Linked DNA regions of Homo sapiens: region 2 is linked to region 1. Evidence: chromatin loops called from intact Hi-C (ENCODE). Cell type or tissue: GM12878. All regions are shown on one strand. Each heading gives the region's core, and the rest is flanking DNA. Links, peaks and the distances in the headings are about the cores only.

The links. Peaks named below come from ENCODE experiments on the same cell type or tissue, not always from the same donor. Only the 100,000 strongest peaks of a DNase experiment are listed, where the experiment ranks them.
Region 2: a loop joins it to region 1, with 9 times the contacts of the local background. A loop is called at or near these places in 8 of 110 quality-filtered maps.

What each region holds. Positions count from the first base shown.
Region 1 is chr22:33,198,771-33,207,111 of GRCh38, reverse strand. It overlaps a transcript of LARGE1 not described here. Among named protein-coding and RNA genes, the nearest start is that of LARGE1-AS2, 39 kb to the right of the region's middle. In GM12878, for the core only: a CTCF peak has its summit at 3,700 (motif pointing right); a DNase peak (open chromatin) is centred at 3,581; H3K4me3 peaks cover 1,357 bases; H3K27ac peaks cover 922 bases.
Region 2 is chr22:33,079,651-33,087,991 of GRCh38, reverse strand. It overlaps a transcript of LARGE1 not described here. Among named protein-coding and RNA genes, the nearest start is that of LINC01640, 25 kb to the left of the region's middle. In GM12878, for the core only: no CTCF peak of the experiment used is centred there; a DNase peak (open chromatin) is centred at 4,551.

The DNA of each region.
Region 1 (8,341 bases), core at 124-8,123:
TTTACAAAGTGGGATGCTTAAGGCTCACTGTGCTCCGTTTTGGGGCACTAGCTTCCAGTATCACCAACAAGTCTATTTCCCATAATGAAGGAGAATCAAAAGGGCCTGCTTCCTAGTATGCAAGGCAGTTCTGCACCGGAGAGGGGAAATGCTTTGAATTGAATATAAAAATAAAATTTTAAACTGGACTAACTGGGCTGGACATTTTAACACCACCTGTGGGATCTGCCCAATATGCCATGAAGCAGCAGGAAAGGAGGAGCCAACAGCATTTGTTTGAAGACTGATAGAAGAAAAACAAAATCATTTTGTCTTGTAGTCCACCAAGTACATGATTGTTCAAAAAACTATTTATGAGAGTTTCACACTAGACACAGAACCCAACTTTTCTCCAAGAGAGTTATTATGGAGGAGCAGAGACCTATTGGACTGTCCTATGGAGGAGCAGAGACCTATTGGACTGTGCTATGCTTTCCATATGGTTTCTTTCTGGCTGCAGGCATGCCAGCCTGCATATGTGTCCTTGGGTGGCTGGTCATTTGTTCTAGACCTTTAGTAAGTTATCTGTCCCAAACGACTTGTGACTGAAAGTTTCAACCCTAATGCAAAAAGTCATAGAAAGCATAAACTCCTTTTAAAAAATCTGAATCTGTAGGTAAGTAAGGCAGGAGGGAAGGGAAAACTTGCATGGCAAAATGGAAAAAAAAAGTCATGCAATTTGGTCAGTCACGGTGGCTCACGCCTGTAATCCCAACACTTTGGGAGGCTGAGGCAGGTGGACCACTTGAGGTCAGGGGTTCGAGACCAGCCTGGCCAACATGGTGAAACCCCGTCTCTATTAAAAATACAAAAGTTAGGCCGGGCGCAGTGGCTCACGCCTGTAATCCCAGCACTTTGGGAGGCCAAGGCAGGTGGATCACGAGGTCAGGAGATCAAGACTGTCTTGGTTAACGCAGTGAAACCCCGTCTCTACTAAAAATACACAAAAAATTAGCCGGGTGTGGTGGCGGGCGCCTGTAGTCCCAGCTACTCTGGAGGCTGAGGGAGGAGAATGGCGTGAACCGGGGAGGCGGAGCTTGCAGTGAGCAGAGATCGCGCCACTGCACTCCAGCCTGGACAACAGAGCGAGATTCCCTCTCACAAAAAAAAAAAAAAAAAAAAAAGAATTAGCATGGCATGGTAGTGGGCACCCGTAATCCCAGCTGCTCAGGAGGCTGAGGCAGGAGAATTGCTTGACTTGGGAGGTGGAGGCTGCAGTGAGCAGAGATCGGGCCATTGCACTCCAGCCTGGGCATCACAGCGAGACTCTGTCTCGGAAAAAAACAACAAAGTCACACAATATGATCAGATTTCAATGAATGTTTTCTCCCCTCTTGAGTAGTACTAAATCAATGACTCTCCACATGTGTCATATGCTAGAGATGAAATGTCCAATTTTTTTGCTGGAAACTTGACAAGAGCCTGTTTCTTTGGTCTTTCTGTTGAGTTTTTGAAGGAATCCTGCTTAATAAATTCTCCTTTAGTGAAACTGAATTCTGCTGGCTACAAATGAGAATGCTGAGGGAAACACTATTACATTACCCAGTTTTATTGTCCTTAAAACACTGAAACTCTCTTTTTATTTATTTGTTTATGTGCTATTTATTATCTGTCTCCATCCACTGAAATATAAGCTTCAAAAGAACAGAGACCTTTTTCATTTTGTTCAACTCTTTGTGCTCAGCATCTGGAACTTTTTAAAAGCTGAATTAGGGGTCTACCTTAGAGACTCAGCTTTGGAAAGAGACTTTCCCTGTGGCTGGCACATAGCAGTCTCTCAGTTTATTTTAGGTATTTTTTATTTTTTTAGTGCATGATCTCTCATAAAATGTAGCAAATGATGAGTGTCATGTGAGCATTGCCCAGAAGCAAAGGGCTGCATGTTGATTAATTACAGACAGAAGCTTGAAGGGGGTAGCATCTGAGACAGGTCTTAAAGAAAGAGTATGATTTTGGGTGGAAATAATGGGACAAGGTGTGACCAGTATATACTGTTGTGATCAGGAGCTACACAGACTGGTAAAGCTATTTTTTTTCAACCTAATATGTCCTCCATGCTTGTCCATTCGTTTTCATTTCTTTATTCATTTATTTCATAAATGTGTTCTGAGCACTCTTTTGCTATATTTCATCCATGTGCTAGAACGGAAGACTACAAAGATACTGAAGCTGTATACCTCCTTGGTGTTGCTTTCAGACAGTGGGGAGCAGGTTAAGATACTTTCAACAGAACCCTTCTATAGTAATTCCTACAATAGAGGCTTGAAAAAAAATGCTGGAATTAAGGCATGAACACAGCACAAGGGGAACACAGTTGAGGAATGGCCACCTTTGCTGTGTGAAAATGGGAAAGGCTCTTCCCAAAGCTAAGTCTATAAGGGAGACCTCTAATTTAGCCTTTTTTAAAAAAGGGATTCAAACATACTCCCAGCAGAGGAAATAGCACATTTCTGCTCAAAGGTTTGGAGAAGTGAAAGTGTTTGGAGGTGGCTTAAGGTGTTTAAGAGACATTTCTGGGATAACAGTGCTTGACTTTGATTAATTAGGTGCTAGAATCAGGGAGAGTGGAGGTTTATAGGAGTCTTGAAGATATTGAGATTGGGAAGCTGATAAGTCCATTAAATGAGACGTTTTCAAGCAAAAAGTCTTACATTTTAGTGAAATGCAAAGTTGGAATCCTCTCTGATGGTTTTAGTGATCTGAGTTGCAACCCTTTTAATAAGCCATTTTATGACTCTCTTGTGCTTCTGACATAATAACCATTATTATATTAATTCTAGTATTACATAAATAGCTCTTTCTCTGGTGGTGAAATGAGTTATTTTCTACAACTCAGTAACACTCCCTATCCGTTTTCAGCCCTCTCCAGCCCCTCAATTCGGGTACTTCTTCTCTCAGTTCTATTCCTCCCCTCTCCTAATAACATTGATTTTTCTTCCTTAAAGGCTTTAATCTGATTTTTCCAAATGTTATATGCATACCATTTATTTTGTTCATCCATCCATCCATCCATCCACTCATTCATTCATTTGCTCTCCCAAAGATATTAATGAAAGATCTGCTAAGCCTTGGGGACATACAGAACAATAAGACAAGTTCAGTCACACTCCAGGGCCTCCAGGGTTCATGGGAGAAAAGTATGGAAATGTTGACACCCACCTTTAAGTTGTGTAGGGAAGAGGCGATGATGGGACAGAATGAAATCCCTGATTCTACCAGGGTAAGGTCCGGGGAGTGGTGATCAGGCAGGGGTTCACAGATAAGGTGATGCTTCAGCCAGATCTCTGAGAGGCGTGGGCTTTCACAAGGCAGAGTCTGTGGGAAAAGCATTCTGGGAAGAGGTAGCAGCGGCAGCAAAGTCACAGAAACCCAAATGCTTGAGTTGCTGGGGAAATCCAGGGCAGTTCCTCGTGGGTTTTTCCCTAGCATGCGTTCTATCATCTCTGCTTGCCTCCCTAGCTTCATCTCATTTCCCTCTCCCCTCACTATAAACAACCTCTCCATGCCCCGGCTGAAAACACTGACAGCTGTGGAAGCCTTCACACCATAACCAACACATATTGATATTGTGGGCACACCTGGGAATCGACTAAGCACTATGAAGTTGAGGAGCCAGAGGAAAGGATCACCGCTCAGTGGTTCCCAGTATCTGAACACAGGGTGGCAGTGTCCACCCACCAAGGGGAAAGGCTAATTCACAAGCCTGGTTCCCGGCATTCTCCTGGGAGATCAGGCTCGAATTATCCTGCACGAGGCTGTCTTGCAGTAGCTCAGAATTTTAATGAGGGAGTGGGAAAGCAGATGAGCTTCAAGTGTGACAAATAAAAAAATCTAGTTTTGTTTGGGGAGGAGAAAGAGTGAGTCTGTTTATCTGCACTGGGACCTTGAATCACCAGCCTCTCTCTGTCTGTCTGTCTGTCTCTCTCTTTCTCTCTCATTCTCTCTTGCACACACACACACACACACACACAGAGAGAGAGAGAGAGAGAGAGAGAGAGAGAGAGAGTTTAGATTCTATTTTTCTAGGTTCTATCTTGCCTGTCAAACTTCAGAGATATGTTTTTTAAATTTTATTTTTTAAAGTCTTATTATATTATTATCCTACAAAAATGAATCATCACTAGCAAAGGGTGGACAAGAACTTAGCTAATTCCTGCTAATGCCTTGCTTTCCAGGAACTTTTCCCTTCCATCCATGCTAACTTTTAGGTGCTGTCTTTTCCACTGTGTCCTTTGGTTCTTCTTTAAGACAGCCATTTTTCCAGAAAAATCAGCAGGTCTCTGGCTCTTGGGTTCAACCAGATTTGAGGGATTGATGTAAACACTGTAGAACTTCGTGGGGTTTCTAGGTATCAGTTGCCATCTCTGAAAATGAAGACCTTGGGGAAGTCAAGGTGAATGAGAAAGAGGAAGAATGGCACTATGCTTTATTGAGCAGCTACTGTCAATCTGCACTGTACTAGACAGTAAACTTCAGGTTATTTAGTTCTCAGACACCTTTCCAAAGGCAGAAATATTGTAAGCCCAAGGAAATTATGTGTCATCCTTTATTGGCCTGGCATAAAACATAATTTCATGTCTTCTTGAAATAAAATGAATGAAATGAATGGCTTCAAGTTCCCTTTGATTAAGATGGCCAAGCTGGCCTATGGTTTCATGCCTGAGAGAGGAAGGACAGTTCTCGTGTAAAAAGATAAGGTGGCCGTAGTCTGTCCACCCCGGGAAGCACTGAGGTCAAGGAGACCTGCCACTCTTGCTGAATGTGGCACAGACTCTGCTCACAGTACAGAAACGGTGGATCATATTCACCTGTTAGGGGCCAGTTTCTAAAGTTGGGAGTGGGGAGAGTATCTCTTTCTCTGTTCTAGTGTCCCAGTGCTTCATGTCAAAGCAGACCTAAGCTCTTAATATAATAACAATTGTTACGTTTCTCAGCACAGCAGCCAGAATGATTCTTTTTTTTTTTTTATCATGCCGTGATGTGATCTCAGCTCACTGCAACCTCCGCCTCCCTGGTTCAAGTGATCCTCCTGCCTCAGCCTCCCGAGTAGCTGCGACTACAGGCGTGTGCCACCACGCCCAGCTAATTTTTGTATTTTTAGTAGAGACGGGGTTTCACCGTGTTAGCCAGGATGGTCTCGATCTCCTGACCTCGTGATCTACCCACCTCGGCCTCCCAAAGTGCTGGGATTATAGGCATGAGCCACCAAGCCCAGCCCAGAATGATTCTTTAAATGTAACTTGGATCAGGCTACTTGCTTGCTCAAAACGCTTCAGCGGATCTCCATTTCGTTCATGGTAAAAGCTTAAGTTCTGATGATGACCTACAAGACCCAACAGGATCTGGCCCTTATCACTTCTCTGACCCTCAGCCCCCTCCACTCTCTTTCTTTACTCAGGCCACACTGGGCTTTTCTTGTTTCCCAAATTCCCTCCTGTCCCTCTGCTTTTTCTGGAGTACCTCTCCCAGATGATGACCAGACCGTCTCCCATACCTTTCCAAATTCTGGCTTGAATGTCCTTTTCTCAGTGAAAATAATTGTGACCACCCTATTCAAAATTACAAGCTGTCTGCCCAATCCATTTCAGTTACCCCTTACCTGTTCTATGTTTTCTTTTCTCCTCCCTTCCTTCCTTCCTTCTTTCCTTCCTTCCTTCCTTCTTTTTCTTCCTTCTCTCCTTCTTTCCTTTCTTTCTTCCTTCCTTCCTCTCTCTCTCTTTCTCTCTCTTTCTTTCTCTCTCTCTTTCTCTCTTTCTTTCTTTTTGAGATGGAGTTTCGCTCTTGTTGCCCAGACTGGAGTGCAATGGCACAGTCTCAGCTCACTGTAACCTCTGCCTCCCAAGTTCAAGTGATTCTCCTGCCTCAGCCTCCCAAGTAGCTGGGATTACAGGCATGCACTGCTATGCCAGGTTAATTTTGTATTTTTAGCAGAGATGGGATTTCACCATGTTGGTCAGGCTGGTCACGAACTCCTGACCTCAAGTGATCCCCCAGCCTCGGCCTCCCAAAGTGCTGGAATTATAGGCATGAGTCACTGCACCCGGCCCTATTCTATTTTTCTTTCATTTCATAGCAACCATGACCTTTTAAAAAACATTGAGATAATTCTTATACCAGAAAAATCACCTCTTTGATGTATACCATTCAGTGATTTTTTAGGATATTCACAAAGCTGTGATGATCATCACCACTGTCTAATTCCAGAATATTTTCATCATCCCCCAAAGAATCCCTGAACCCACTAGCACTCCCTCTCCAATGCTTCCTTTGCTCAGCTCCTGAAAACCATTGATTTACTTTCTGTCTTTATGGATCTGACTATTCTGTACATTTTATATAAGTTGAATCACAACATCTGTGGCATTTTGTGCCTGCCTTCTTTCTTGGCATAATGTCTTCAAATTTCATCCAGGTTGTAGGATATATCCAGGTTGTATGGATATATTACACTTTGTTTATTCATTCATCAGTGGATGAACATTCCAGTTTTTTCTCCTTTTTGACTAACATGAATAATGCTGTTATGAATAAATTCTGAGAAGTTTTTATGTGGACATACGTTTTCGATCTTTTGGGTATATGCCTAGGAGTGGAATTGCTGGATCACATAGTAACTCCCTGCTGAACTTTCTGAGGAACTGCCAAAATAGTTTCCAAAGTGGCTGCCCCATTTTACATTCCCACCAGCGACGTACGAGGGTTTTGACTTCTCCACATCCTCGCCACAACTTGTCATTTTCTCTTTGATATCACCACTATAATGGATGTAAAGTAATATCTCATTGTGATTTATAGTATTTTATGTTCTATATAATTTACTTATTTACTATATTTATCTGTCTCTCCCTGCTGGAATGAAAGTTTACAAGGGGAAGAATCTTCGTCACTTTTGTTCATTGACGTTTCCTAGCAATTAAAAGAGTGTCGGCTGGGCGCAGTGGCTCACACTTGTAAACCCAGCACTTTGGGAGGCTGAGGTGGGTGGATCACGAAGTCAGGAGTTCAAGATCAGCCTGGCCAAGATGGTGAAACCCCATCTCTACTAAAAATACAAAAATTAGCCAGGTGTGGTGGCAGGTGCCTGTAATCCCAGCTACTCAGGAGGCTGAAGCAGAGAATTGCTTGAACCCGGGAGGCAGAGGTTGCAGTGAGCCGAGATTGTGCCACTGCCCTCCAGCCTGGGCGACAGAGTAAGACTCCGTCTCAAAAAAAAAGAAAAAAAAAAAAAAGTGTCTGCACGTACCAGGCACGTACTATGGACTGAATGTGTCCTCCAAAAATTCATATGCTGACTTCAAATTATACTACAAGGCTATAGTAACTAAAACAGCATGGTACTGGTATAAAACTAGACACATAGATTAACAGAACAGAATAGAGAACCAAGAAGTAAAGCCATATACTTACAATCAATTGCTCTTTGACAAAGTCAAAAAATATATATGCTAAGGAAATAATACCCTATTCAATAAATAGTGCTGGGAAAATTGGATAGCCATATGGAGAAGAAAGAAACTGGACTCATAACTCTCACCATATACAAAAATTAACTCAAGATGCATTAAAAACCTAAATGTAAGACCTGAAACTATAAAAATTCTAGAAGAAAAGCTAGAAAAATCTCTTCTGAACATTGGCCTAGGCAAATAATTTATGACTAAGTTCTCAAAAGCAAATGGAACAAAGACTAAAGTAGATAAATGGGACTTAATTAAACTAAAAATCTTCTGCATAGCAAAATAAACAATCAACAAAGTAAACAGTTACCCTACAGCAGGGAAAAAGTATTTGCAAACTATGCATCCAACAAAGGACTAATATCTAGAATCTACAAGGAGCTCAAACAACTCCATAAGAAAAAAAAAAACCTCAAACAGCGCTATTAAAAAGTAAGCAAAGGACACAAAGAGATATTTTTAAAAAGAAGACATACAAGCGGCTGACAAATATATTAAAAAATGCTCAACATCACGATCATCAGATAAATGCAAATTAAAACCACAATGAGATAATGAGATACCATCTCACACCAGTCAGAATGGCTATTATCAGAAAGTCAAAAAACAACATGTTGGGAAAGATGTGGAGAAAAGGGAATATTTATACACTGTTGGTGGGAATATAACTTAGTATGACCTTTATGGAAAACAGCATGGAAATTTTTCAAAGAACTAAAAGTCTATCATTCAATTCAGCAATCCCACTACTGGGTATATACCCAAAGGGAAACAAATCATTATATCAAAAAGAGACTGGCACTAGTGTGTTTATCACAGCACTATTCACAATAGCAAAGGTATGG
Region 2 (8,341 bases), core at 293-8,292, 120 kb after region 1:
GATCTATGATTATGTTACTGAGAAATTAAATTTTTATTTTAGTTTATTTTAGTTTATTGAGATAGAGTTTCACTCTGTTGCCCAGGCTGGAGCACAGTGGCACGATCTGGGCTCACTGCAACTTCCACCTCCCGATTCAAGGGATTCTCCTGCCTCAGCCTCCCGAGTAGCTGGGATTACAGGCATGTGCCACCAAGCCCAGCTAATTTTTGTATTTTTAGTAGAGATGGGGTTTCGCCCTGCTGACCAGGCTGATCTCAAACTCCTGGCCGCAGGTGATCCACCTGCCTTGGCCTCCCAAAGTGCTGGGATTACAGATCTGAGCCACCACGCCCGGCCTAAAATTTGTATTATTAATTTAGATTTAAATTTTAAAATGGAAACAATATAAAATACTTTTCTATTAAATTCAACATTATTGTTTTGATTGAACTCTACCTCACTTTAGCCTTTGCATGGCCTCATATAGCAGTGCTGTATACTAATGCACTTTTTGGGTACACATGTTGCTTCCACTATTATGCATAAGTACATCACTGATCCAGTCAGTGTGGATGGATTGATTCAGTTTAAATGTTTTTTTCCTACACAGCAATGCAATATTGTAACATGTATCTTTGAATGTTTTATATTAACAACTCCAATTACTGTGGTAACTATGTGAATCTTAATTGGTAATTAAATTGAAGAACTTGTTATTATTTTAATTATAATACAATTAAATTATTTTTTAGTATAAAAATAAATATGGACAAATTTTTTCTACTTAAAATAATGGAGATGCAGAAATTAATACTATGATTAGAATGGAAAAAAAATAAGAGAGTGGAAGAAAGCATATTGTAAACTTTACAATGAATGACAATTGCAATTTACTTCAGCAGAACAAATCTAAGAGACCCTCTGTTTTGAAAAGAAAAAAAGAAAGAAACAAAACAGAAAGAAAAATGTAATAGACAGTATCGAGACATTTATAGCAAATACTTGGTGAATTTGATAAGTTCCTCCTGAAAAATTAAAAAATGATTAACTGAACTAGCCACCTGGCATCAGAATTAATGTCAAAAAATTTAAATGATTTTTAACAGAATCCAAGCTTGTAGTAAGGAAAAGACTAAAAATGATATTTTACAAAAAGTGGGGCTGGGTTTGGTGGCTCACGCCTGTAATCCCAGCACTTTGGGAGGCCAAGGCAGGCTGATCACAAGGTCAGGAGATCGAGACCATCCTGGCCAATATGGTGAAACCCTGTCTCTACTAAAAATGCAAAAATTAGCTGGGTGTGGTGGCATGCGCCTGTAATCCCAGCTACTGGGAAGGCTGCGGCAGGAGAATAGCTTGAACCCGGGAGGCAGAGGTTGCAATGAGCCAAGATCACGCCGCTGCACTCTAGCCTGGTGACAGAGAGAGACTCTGTCTCAAAAAAAAAAAAAAAAAAAAAAGTAGAAGAACTTCAATTATGCCACCAAACAATTGTCCATATAATTGAAGACTTTTCTAACAATATCAAAGGTAAATTTATTCAAATATGAATAAATTGAAAGGACTTCATTTTAGCTTTAAATGAGTTGAGAATAATAGAGACACTACCCAACCTGGGGGCAGGTTGTCTCAAAATGCTTGCAAATTTAGAAGACAAAAATCTGTTATCAACCCATGACCTAAAATATGGAACTCGTAGCAAAGTTATTTTAAACTCTTTTATATCTGCCAAAGAATAATTTTACTTAGATGTGGGAAATAAAATTTTTCTATCATGGTGGATGGTGTTCAAACTATTTTAGATTTTTTTTAAAAATCCAAATTTATTGGAATTTAAAACAACAGACTGATACTATCTTTATTGCTTCATTTCACTAAGTACTATGAAAATATTTGTACTCTGAAGCATATTTTTCCGAAGCATATTCTGTGAAAGGCCTCATGTGCACAGGTGTTAAAATTCTTCAGTATATACATATAAAAGTTGTGAATTACTGCCAGTTATGGATCTATTGAACAAAATAGAAGACAATTAACTTAACAATCTTGTGATATTTGCTAGTGTTCATCAGTTGTGTGGTGGAACAGTTATACAAAAATTTACTGTATTATTAACTCCATTTGCTTGAAGCAAAATTCACCAAATCAAAGACAAAAAATGACATTGTGATTTACATTCCTAGACAATATCACACTCATATAAACAAGCTAAATTTGAAGTTTCATGGAACGAAAAGGTTTATTTGTGACTCAGCAAGACCAGTATGAGAATTTGCTGAAATTATAATTTTCATTATACAAATCAACAATAATTATATTACACATTTTTCTAATGTGAATTAATATGCAGAAGATTGTAATTGACAGTATTATGTACATTGGCTGCAAAAATGACAAGACAAATTTGAAGAACATTGTATTGATATTAGTAAATTTAGAGCTGCTTTCCAATTTTTGCAATACCCTTTTGAACCCAATGTTGATACTGAGTTGACATAAGAGTTAGTGAATTTACTGTGGACAGACATGATTTTGAAATGAATATGCTTTGGCTTCAAAGCATATTCAAAGTCAAATTGATTGTTCTAAAATGATGAGCCAGTTTTGTCAATATAGATTTAAAAATTAAATGAAAATGATGCTTTGATATTCCATTCTGTTTTTAGAAAACTTTTAAGTTTGTTTCAAACAGCTTGAGCATGTGATTCTACTGTTTATTTTTTTATTTTTCTTTGAGACGGAGTCTCGCTCTGTCACCCAAGCTAGAGTGCAGTGGCGCGATCTCGGCTCACTGCAATCTTCGCTTCCCGGGTTCAAGTGATTCTCCTGCCTCAGCCTCCCGAGCAGCTGGGACTACAGGTGCCCGCCACCACACCCAGTTAATTTTTGTATTTTTAGTAGAGACGGGGTTTTGCCATGTTGGCAAGGCAGGTCTCGAACTCCTGACCTCAGGTGATCCACCCTCCTTGGCCTCCCAAAGTGCTGGGATTACAGGTGTGAGCCACTGTGCCTGGCCAATTCTACTGTTTTTGAGAATATGCTTTATAAAATCTAAATATAGATAAAATATTTTTGATGAAAATTAGCTTATAAATTAAGATGTGCTGTCAGTGTAAAATACTCACTAGATTTTGAGGATGTTGTTATAATAAAAAGAATGTGAACTATCTAGTTGATAATTTTCCATGTTGATTAGATGTTGAAATGGTAGTATTTGTATATATTGGGTTAAATAAACTACATTATGAACATTAATTTCATCTGTTTCTTTTTACTTTTTAATGTGGTTGCTAGAAAATTTAAAATTACATATGTGGCTTACATTATATTTCTGTTTGTTTGTTTTGTTTTTTTTGAGACCAGGTCTCACTCTGTTGCCCAGACTGAAGTGCAGTGTTGCTATCATGGCTCACTGCAGCCTCAACCTCTTGGGGTTCAAGCAATCCTCCCACCTCAGCTCCCAAGTAGCTGGGACTACAGGTGTGAGCCACCACACCAGGCTTTTTTTTTTTTTCGAGAGACAAGGTCTCACTATGTTGTCCAGGCTGGTCTCAAACTCCTGGGCTCAAGCCATCCTCCCACCTTGGTCTCCCAAAGTGTTGAGATTAAAGGCATGAGCCACTGTGCCTGACCTTGCATTATATTTCTATCAGACAGCAATGAGGGTATAGACATCAATAAGACCTAGTTCCTTCCTTCAAGCAGAAAACTAAACACAGAAACAGCCAATCATAAAACATTATGGAAGTCAAGGGATGGAATTCAAAGATGCTGAAGAAGTATCAGAGAGTGTACCTAACTCAGCTTGGGGAAACCAAGGAGGACTTCTTTGAGGAGGCGATAACTGAATTTGATCTTAAAAGAGGAGTAGAGATTAAATAAATAAGAAAAAATAAACATGACTTTCCAATGGAATGGTCATTTTCAACAATGGGCTATAGGAGTGAAGTAGCAAACTCATGTGGGAGACAAAAAGCAGTTCTGGTTTACTGGGGTGTAAAGTGTAAGGAAGATATGGCTGGAGATCAGGCTGAAGAGGCAAATTAGATCATGAGGGGCCTGGTAGATTGTGCTAAGATTGGGACTTATTCTATAGGTGACAGCTAAGGGTTTTAAGTAGAGCACTCAGGCAGTAAACCCTGTAAACTCTTGCTGGGAGGTTTTCCTTTCCCAATCTGTTTCACTGTGGAAGTGGGAGTACTGATCATTTTCATTGCTTGATTGAACTGAGTCAGTGGCAGGGACCTTTCTCAAGAGATGACCTCTTACATTGTGTGGCAGCTGGTTTCGTGTCACTAGAGACAGTCCTCCCTCATTCAACACACTTCGAACTCACAAAGCTGATTAATTTAGCCTTAAATCTCAGCATTTATTTATTCCACTGATCACTATCTGATATATTATATATTTTTTCATGGTTCAGACTTTCCCCTACTGAAATGTAAGCTGAGTGAAACAGAGACTCTGTCAGTTCATGACTATATCCTTAGAGACTTTCATATAGCAAGTGCTCAGTGAGTACTTTTGAACAAATAATCACATTAGATAAGATAGTGACACCTACTGACAATGTGTAGTATTGTAATCTAGCTCTACTGCACTCTGTAATTACTTGGATATGACACCTAAGGAAGACAAATTCCATCAGCAGGGAGTCCCTATCTCTGAATGATGCTGACTTAACTGGCCCAAAATTACAACAAGTGAAAAGTCAAGGAAGGCAAATGCATACCTAGAAAATTATGGCAGCCTAGCATAGTGAAAGAACAGAGACTTGAGACTCACATTGACATGGGTTTTCCTCCCCACCTCAGGTATTTACTTGCTGTGTGACACTGGGCAAAGTAATTCACATCTCTAAGCCTTAATTTCCCCATTCATAAGAAAAGGCAATAAAACCAACAGTGTTTTGATATTAGAAATGATATATTTAGAGTGTCTACTGTAAATGGTAGTTTATTATTTTTATTTTTATTTTTATTTTGAGACGGAGTCTTCACTGTGTCACCCAGGCTGGAGTGCAGTGGCATGATCTCAGCTCACTGCAAGCTCCGCCTCCCGGGTTCACACCATTCTCCTGCCTCAGCCTCCCAAGTAGCTGGGACTACAGGTGCCCGCCACCACGCCCGGCTAATTTTTTGTATTTTTAGTAGAGATGGGGTTTCACCGTGTTAGCCAGGATGGTCTCGATCTCCTGACCTCATGATCCACCCACCTCAGCCTCCCAAGGTAGTTTATTAAGTATTAGTTTCTGTATAAGGCTTTATGGAGGGGAGGGAACTTGTCTGTTGCTAACTATCTCTCCTTCATTGTGGTCCGGAAGGAGCTTTGAAATCATTCCCATGCATTTGGTTTTTCAGAGAAGGTATTTCTCTGCTCATTTCATTGCAGGCCATTTCCTGGCCTTGCACAGTGAGTGAATAAGTAAATGCGTAGATTGCTCAGACTTCTGAGATCAGAAACCTTTCTCAGGAGGTTTTCCAGGCACAAGAAAATCAATAGCAGATGTCAAGCAGCTTCAAAGCTGATTACCTTGAAATGAATGGTCACACCTCCTTTCCAGCCAGGTCTCCATCTTTCTCTTGTTCAAGGGTCAGCTGCAATACATTAGATCCCTAATTAAGAAAGAAGATGATCAGCAAATGACTCCTCTGAGCAGAATACTAAACAACCGGAAGGGTCTTGGAACAGATCTGCTGGCATCTGCACAGAGGAAGAACATGTAGATAGAATTGAAGCTGCCTTAATTGGTAGTGGTGTAGGGATTGTATTTCACTGCTCTGCTGGGAGTAATAAAGGCCGACATTATAATCAGTGCGGCAGTAGAGAAATGGAAACTTAGAATCTGAGCTGCTCTGCTATTCAACTAGAGCCAGTGAAAAGGAAATGGATACTCTTGGCTGGTTGAAAATGTAGAGCCTCCACCAAATAATTAAAATACCCTTGGCAGGGTAAAACTAGACCCTACACCTAATAATAATAATAATAACAACGACAATAACAACAATATTATCTATGGAGTGAAGCTGACCTCGATTTAAATTCTTTGTCTATTACCCATTTAGCCTAAAGCATATTGCTTAGCCTCCCTGAATCTCCCTGAATCTTATCATTTATAAAATGGGATCATGGAAAATGTTAAATAATTAATCTATCATAACTGGCAGAATTCCCAGCACAGAGAAAGCTTGCAGACAATGAAAATCTCTTTCTCCCCTCCCTTTCCCTATGTGCTATTCAAAGTGTCTTTATATTTGTCAGATGTTCCCAGTCTAGGTTCTGGATAGACATGAGGGTAGAAGGCTACAAAACCTCTGGTATTTTATGCAAAATGTCATATGAATGTGGTCTTTTCTGATGAGCATGTCCATAGTTTTCAGCAGATTCTCAAAAAGGGTTAATCTCTCAAAAAGTTTGAAAAAATCCCTGGTATATTTTATCTTTCTTTTATGACTTGGCCTCTGCTTCCCCCTGCACCCGTATTGCCTACTGTTTTCTTCCTCATCACTGTATTCCAGCTACTCTGACTCCCTTTATTCCTCAAAGATGCCATGCTCATTCCTGCCTCAGTCTTTTACTTATCATTCTTTCTCCTCCCTACGTCTTCACATGCAAAACTTAGCTCACAGGTTACTTCTGGAGATGGTCCTTCCCTGACATCCTAATCCAAAGAATCTTCTCCAGTTACTTTCTATTGTATCAGTATTAATCTGTTCAGGCAGCTATAGATTGCTGCATAGACTGGGTGATTTAAACAATAGACATTTATTTCTCACAGTTCTGGAGGCTGGGAAGTCCAAGATCAAGGTGCCAGCTAATTCAGTTCCTGGTTAACGTTCTCTTCCTGACTAGTAGATGGCCACTTTCTCATTATGCTGTCACATGGCAAAGAGAGAGTGATTACCTTCAAAAGGCCCTATGTCCACATACCTCACACTGGGGAATAGGGATCCAACATATGAATTCTGAGGCAAAACAGTTCAGTCCAGAACTGTGTGCCAATTACTACAAGAGTGGATGGATGGATGGATGGATGGATGGATGGATGGATGGATGGAAGACAGATGGATGAACGGATGAGCAGATGGATAGATGGATGGATGGATGACTTTTGAGTGCATCCCTGTAAGGCATAGAAGAAAAGTTTCTTTTCCCATTTTACAGATGGGTAAACTGAACCGAGGTTCAGTGCCTCAGAAAAGGCTTATGGACAGCAGTTAAGAGTATTCTCTGGAGCTAACTGCCTGAATTCAAATCCCAGCTTTACCACTTATAAATTATGTAACTTTGGGCAAGTTACTTAATCTCTCTGTTCTTCAGTGTCCTCATCTGCAAAATGCTGCTAATAATTATATATGATATTAGTCATTAGAGCTGTTCACCAGTATTCTGATTCTTCCACTTCTAGGCACATAAGCCATGTGTTCCATGCCCACGTGAAGTTAGGTCTGGATATCAAATGTGAGCTGAAGTGTCTGTGTCATCCCCTTGTGGAAACTTTTAAGAGCTAATGTGAGATTTGCCCTTTCCTGTTCTCTGACATAAAATCTGAAACATTCTGTATGAAGGTCATTTTCTTAGCCTGCATCCTGGGGTGAAGACAGAGTGGAACGGAATTCCCATGAACCTACAACGAACAAAGAGCACGAGTGAGAAACAAACTACTGAGATCTGGTGGTTGTTTGTTATCACAGCATAACCTAGCTAAGCTTGACAAATACACATATATACCAACTTACTGAGCTCTTGTAAGAATTAAATGAGGTGATGCAAGTAACATGATTCAAAAACATCTGGCACATAGTAGACACTACATAAGTGCTTGCAATAATTATTACTCAGTGAATGTCGAAGCTAAGACTAAAACTCATGTTTCCTGGGGCTATAATTATAAAACAAATTTTACTGCACTTTTTAATTCTTAAATCTACAAAGGAACATTTGAGAGGAAGAGGGGAGGATCCACAGAAGCCTTCCCTCCACATGCCTGCCACCTCTGGCTCTAAGAAACCCAGCACCTGGAGGCAATGAGGACAAGTTCCTGAGCACATGCAAGAGGACAGTCCCCCTGATAGCTCTCTTGTGCTCTGCCAGGCCAATGATGCCATTGTCGGAGAAAAGAGCCATGATCAATTTTCATGGGTTTTGCCCTCAACGGGTCATTCCTGTTCATCTTTTCCTTCCTTCTTCTTTTCTTGGGGGCTCAGAGTAAAATTATGTCTTAAGGGGAAAGTTCCAAGCAGCACTACTTGCTAGGTTCTTCTAAGCAGAATGGACAACTCATTTATTGCCAACCAACTTTGTAAGGAAACTAGAGTTTCCTTAAACGAACTGGGTTGGTACCTCTGAAAAGCTTAGA